Regions from separate parts of the Homo sapiens genome. Here region 1 is linked to region 2. A link is an interaction called in ENCODE POLR2A ChIA-PET data of the cell type or tissue named here. Cell type or tissue: GM12878. All regions are shown on one strand. Links, peaks and the distances in the headings refer to the core of each region. The heading gives the core; the rest is flanking DNA.

Region 1 (2,814 bases), core at 136-2,635, 55 kb after region 2:
GTTGGTGTTGGCATCTATTAATTGTCTTTTTCTCATTCATTTTGAAATCTTCTTGGGTTTTGATGAGTGACTTTTTAATTGAGACCTGGGTATTTGGAGTAGATCTTATTTATTTAATTAAATCTCATGTTGGGATCAGCCCTACCTCTGACACAGGGTGGGTTAAGGTGGGTGGAAGAATGTCCCTTCTTCCGCTCACAGTATCAACAGAGGAGAACCAGGTGAAAGTCCCGGTTCTCCTCTGTTGATACTATGGGTGGAAGAGGGACATTTCATTAGAGTGCTGGCTCCCCACATGGTCTCCACTGAGACAGTAAGGATATGTGTGGCCTTGTTACCAGTGAGAGATGGGGAAAGGACCTAGTGGTCCTGACTTTCCACTAGGCTTCCTCTGACATCACTTACAAGGAAGAAGGGTGACGGGTGTGGATGGAAGTCCAGGCTCCCTGTGTGGTCTCCACTGACACCATGGGGCATTCAATATTCTTTACCACCAGGCAGAGATGAAAGTCAATTTCCATTTGACTTTCTCTAACACTACCCTACAGGAGAGCTGGGCTGACACATCACAGCTTGGAAAGAATAGAAGTCTAGGCTCTCCAGTGGGCTTTTGCTGCTAATCATGTAGGTGGCCACAGTTTGGGTTTTTTTGTTTTTCTGTTTGTTTTGTTTTGTTTTGTTTTGTTTTCTTCTGTTATGCTTTACTAGAGTAGAGCATCTATTATCTAAAGCAGTGGTGTCCAACCTTTTGGCTTTCCTGGGCCACATTGGAAGAAAAAGAATTGTCTTGGGCCACACATAAAATACAATAACACTAATGATAGCTGATGAGCTTAAAAAAAAAAAAAAGAGGAGCCGGGCGCAGTGGCTCAGGCCTGTAATCCCAGCACTTTGGGAGGCTGAGGCAGGTGGATCACCTGAGGTTAGGAGTTCAAGACAAGTCTGGCCAACAAGGCGAAACCCCGTCTCTACTAAAAGTACACAAATTAGCCAGGCGTGATGGTGGGTGCCTGTAATCCCAGCTACTTGAGAGGCTGAGGAAGGAGAATCACTTGAACCAGGGAGGCAGAGGTTGCAGTAAGCCGAGATCGCACCACTGCACTCCAGCCTGGGCAACAAGAGAGAAACTCCGTCTCAAAAAAAAAAAAAAAAAAAAAAGAATTGCATAAAAATATCATAGTATTTTTAAGAAAGTTTACAAATTTGTGTTGGGCCACATTCAAAGCTGTCCTGGCCTGCATGTGGCCTGTGGGCTATGGGTTGGACAAGCTTGATCTAAAGGTTTTCTGTCTTGCTAGGCCACTCCTTTCCTGATCATTTGGCCCTTGGTTAGAGACAGCAGACTTAGCCAGATGCAGTGGCTCACGCCTGTAATCCTAACACTTTGGGAGGCCGAGGTGGGTGGATCCCTTGAGCCCAGGAGTTTGAGACCAGCCATAGGCAACATAGCAAAACCCAGTCTCTACAAAAAATACAAAAATTAGCTGAGCATGGTGGCATGCACCTGTGGTCCCAGCTACTCGGGAGGCTGAGATAGGGAAGAGGAGTTCAAGGCTGAAGTGAGCTATGATTGTGCCACTGCACTCCAGCCTGCATGACAGAGTGAGACCCTGTCTCAAAAAAAAAAAAAAAAAAGAGAGGGGAGGGCGGGGCTTGTGCAGGCTTTTCTTATGCCTTCTTTTTTGTCTGTGGCCATTGCTGTTTCTAGGTTGCTTGCTTTTTCAGTGTCTAGTCTGGGATATATGCAGTAAAAGAAAACCCAGGGAACTCAGTACCATGTTGTTCTTTGGGTATCAAGGTCTCTAGCTGGTCTGCTTTCTCTGCTAGACTTTTAAGTGTCTTCTTATATTTTGTTTTATATTCAATGTCCAAGGATCTTAGTTGCAACTAATAGAAGAAATAGGGAAAAGTGCATCTATTCAATTTCTTCCTAGAAGGAGAAGTCTATGTTAATTTTATTTATTTATTTGTTTTTATTTTTATTTTTATTTTTTTGAGACGGAGTTTTTCTCTTGTCCCCCAGGCTGGAGTGCAATGGCACGATCTTGGCTCACTGTAACCTCCGCCTTCTGGGTTCAAGCGATTCTCGTGCCTCAGCCTCTGAGCAGTTGGGATCACAAGCACCCACCACCACACCCAGCTAATTTTTGTATTTTTAGTAGAGACAGGGTTTCACCATGTTGGCCAAGCTGGTCTCGAACTCCTGACCTCAGGTGATCCATCTGCCTCGGCCTCCCAAAGTGTGTGAGCCACTGCGCCCGGCCTATGTTAACTTTTAAAATCCTCCTAATAATCCTATGTAGTAATCACTATTAGACCCATTTCAGATAGGGGAACTCAAGTATAGAGAAGTTAACTTATTTGCCCAAGATCACACAGCTAGTAAGTAGGGAGATAAGATTCAAACTGAGGCAATCTGGTGTCAGAGCCCATGGTCATGACTACCACATGGGCTTTTGATAGCCTTTCATTTATTTATCACTTTATACTCTCAAAGTACCATCACATTTAATTTCATTCATTATTAACCCTATCATATCAAATACTTACTGAGCACTCATTATGAAGAACTTTGTATTAGGTATCAGGATACAACAATGAAAAGACTTGGTTCCTGATTATAAAATGCTTACAGCCTAGTAAAGGGTACAGAAATATAAATAAATAACTGCAACAGAACATGATGAGTACTACAGTAGAGATATGTGGCAGATGTTGTGGCCACATGAAAGAGGATGTAACTTTGTTTGGAGAAGTCAGGCAAGTTTCACAGATTATTTTTATTTATTTATTTCGAGACAGGGTGTCACTCTG
Region 2 (2,814 bases), core at 57-2,556:
TTAGCTGGGTGTGGTGGTGCATGACTGTAATCCCAGCTACTCGGGAGGCTGAGGCAGGAGAACTGCTTGACCCTAGGAGGTGGAGGTTGCAGTGAGCTGAGATCATGCCATTGCACTCCAGTCTGGGCAACAGGGTGAGACATCATCTCAAAAAAAAAAAAAAAAGAAAGAAAGAAAAAGAAAAGGATGCAGACTCAAGTTCAAATTGGTCAATTAATGTTTGCTAAAAATTATTCTAAAGCTATACCTGGGAGAAGTTAAAGACATACAAAATTTAAATGTTGAAATAAACCCCATTACATGCCCTTGATGTCACAATTCTCTGTGATCTAAACTCACGCAGGATTAAAACTCCCTGAAACTCATCATTACAATTTTTTTTTTCTTTTTTGAGACGGAGTCTTGCTCTGTTGCCCAGGCTGGAGTGCAGTGGCGCAATCTAGACTCACTGCAACCTCCACCTCCCGGGTTCCAGTGATTCTCTGCCTTAATCTCTCGAGTAATTGGCACTACAGGCACGCGCCACCACATCCAACTAATTTTTGTACTTTTAGTAGAGACGGGGTTTCACCATGTTGGTCAGGCTGGTCTCAAACTCCTGACCTCTGGTGATCAGTCTCCCAAAGTGCTGGGATGACAGGCGTGAGCCACTGCACCCAGCCAATCCCTGAAATTCTTATAATTTTACAAGAAAGTGAAAGCTTAAAGACACCCTTTTCAGAGGGCATACTATTCAAAAGGAAGAGACTACAGCAGGCAAGAAAGGACAACAGAAGTTTATTTTCCACAGAATACAACAGGAATATACAGAAGCAACTACGTCAGCATGGCCAGAGGCCACTGTATAGATCAGGTATAGATTAGTGCAGGGGTCCCCAGCCTCCAGGCCATGGACTGGTACTGGTCTGTGGCCTGTTAGGAACCTGGCAGCACAGCAGAAGGAGGTGAGGTGCGGGCCAGCAAGCATTACCACCTGAGCATTACCACCTGAGCTCTGCCTTCTATCAGATCAGCGGTGGCATTAGATTCTCACTGGAGCGACTGCATGCGAGGGATCTAGGCTGCACGATCCTTATGAAAAAATAATGTCTGATGATCTGAGGTAGAATAGCTTCATCCCAAAACCATTCTCCCCACGCCCCCCACCCCTGCCCCAGCCCACTGAAAAAACTGTCTTCTATGAAAATGGTCCCTGGTGCAAAAAAGGTTGGGGACCACTGGATTAGAGTATACCAAGTCTTCATTTATTTATATTCAACAAATCACAACTTCACAAGTGGCACTATTACAACTTTGGAGATACAGCAGTTCTCGCCCACTCAATTAAGAATCACTTGAATTGGAAAGAGGAAAGAACTGAGGCTCTGAAAGCTTCAGTAATTTGCCCAGTCACACAGCACAGGAGGTGGGATTCAAACGCCCTGTCTTCTCTCACTTCTCCTTTCTTGAAAAGGATGTATCTAACAAATTCTCAGGGGACAAAGTAACCAGCAAGAGAGTTCAGAGGAGGATACAGAAGAAACAAAGGTAGCTTTTACCATCAAGAGCTTGCAATCAAGTTAACTGTTAATTTAAATTAAATAATTGCATACCAATAGATAATTAACAACTAAATAAATGTTACAAATTACCTTTGTGATCACTACTTTGGAGAAAGCTCAAAACTCAAGGAAAGGAGAACGCTTTTCTCCTTGACCTTCTATTCCATCACTACTAGGCTTAACTCTTCAAGGTCAGAGAGAATTTCCTCATCTCCTTAATGTTTCCATTTCTCTGCAACACATGATTCTGTTAAGATTCATCCCCCAGGTGGCCACCATTTTTCTAGAAATTCTCATTAAATGTGACCCTATTTTCTCAGGTGCCTTAGTCTATTGGGATGCTTAAACAAAATAACACAGACTGGGTAACTTACAAACAGAAATTTACTTCTCACGGTTCTGGAGGCTAGGAAGTCCAAGATCAAGGCACTGGTAGATTCAGTGTCTGCTGAGGACCCACTCTCTGGTTGGTAGATGGTGCCTTCTCACTGTGTCCTACTATGGTGGAAGAGGGCAAGCAGCTCTCTGAGCCCTCTTTTATAAGGGCACTACTCCTCATGATGATGGCTCCACCCTCATGACTTAATCACTACCCAAAGGCCCACCTCCTCCTAATACTATCACACTGGGGGTTAGGATTTCAAATATGAATTGTGGGGAACACAAGCATTCAGACCAAAGGACTGTCTTAAACATTACCTTCTCTTTCCTTGGCGACCCTTTTTTCTTTACCTCTATCTGACTCCTATTCTAGGATCACTTTAGACAACACTTGCCAAAACATCATGGGACAGCAGAAAGAACATCCTTAGACAAAAAACTTAAGGCAGTACTGAGAAATATTAATAGATAAATCACTTAGCCTTGTTGTGACTTCAGTTTATCTATAAAACAAGAGTGATAATTGAAACTATTCATTTTAAACAGTTGCGCAAAGATCAAGTGAGAATTTGTAACAGTACTTAATAAACTGAAAAAGTTTTAAAACTTGGGGTCAGTTGAAGACCAAAGTATCTTTAACCCTTAGCCCAAGTTCTCTGTATAGTGCTCTGGAGTGTGTGTGTTCCACTGGGGCCAAAGTTATCACTCATCTGCATAAAAGGGAAAGAAAAGAAAGAAGTCTTCTGTTCTTAATCTTGGTCTCTCACCTACTAATGTCCTGTCCTTTCCTGGCCGCAGTTTACTCTTGTACAATCCTAAGAATTCTCTCTGTGCCTGGTCAAGGTCCAGGGGTAAAACTGATCATAAAGAGTCAAACAAAGGAAAGCTTTTC

What was found. ChIA-PET counts read pairs that join two places held together with the same protein. Peaks named below come from ENCODE experiments on the same cell type or tissue, not always from the same donor. Only the 100,000 strongest peaks of a DNase experiment are listed, where the experiment ranks them.
Region 1: POLR2A ChIA-PET joins it to region 2 with 5 read pairs; 25 of 35 experiments call an interaction of 5 or more read pairs at or near these places.

The regions. Positions count from the first base shown.
Region 1 is chr4:39,679,589-39,682,402 of GRCh38, forward strand. No RefSeq gene overlaps it. Among named protein-coding and RNA genes, the nearest start is that of UBE2K, 17 kb to the right of the region's middle. In GM12878, for the core only: no CTCF peak of the experiment used is centred there; no DNase peak of the experiment used is centred there.
Region 2 is chr4:39,625,069-39,627,882 of GRCh38, forward strand. The region is part of intron 1 of SMIM14 (small integral membrane protein 14); the gene reads right to left. Among named protein-coding and RNA genes, the nearest start is that of SMIM14, 12 kb to the right of the region's middle. RefSeq lists an enhancer at 726-805. In GM12878, for the core only: no CTCF peak of the experiment used is centred there; a DNase peak (open chromatin) is centred at 1,403; H3K4me3 peaks cover 2,500 bases; H3K27ac peaks cover 2,500 bases.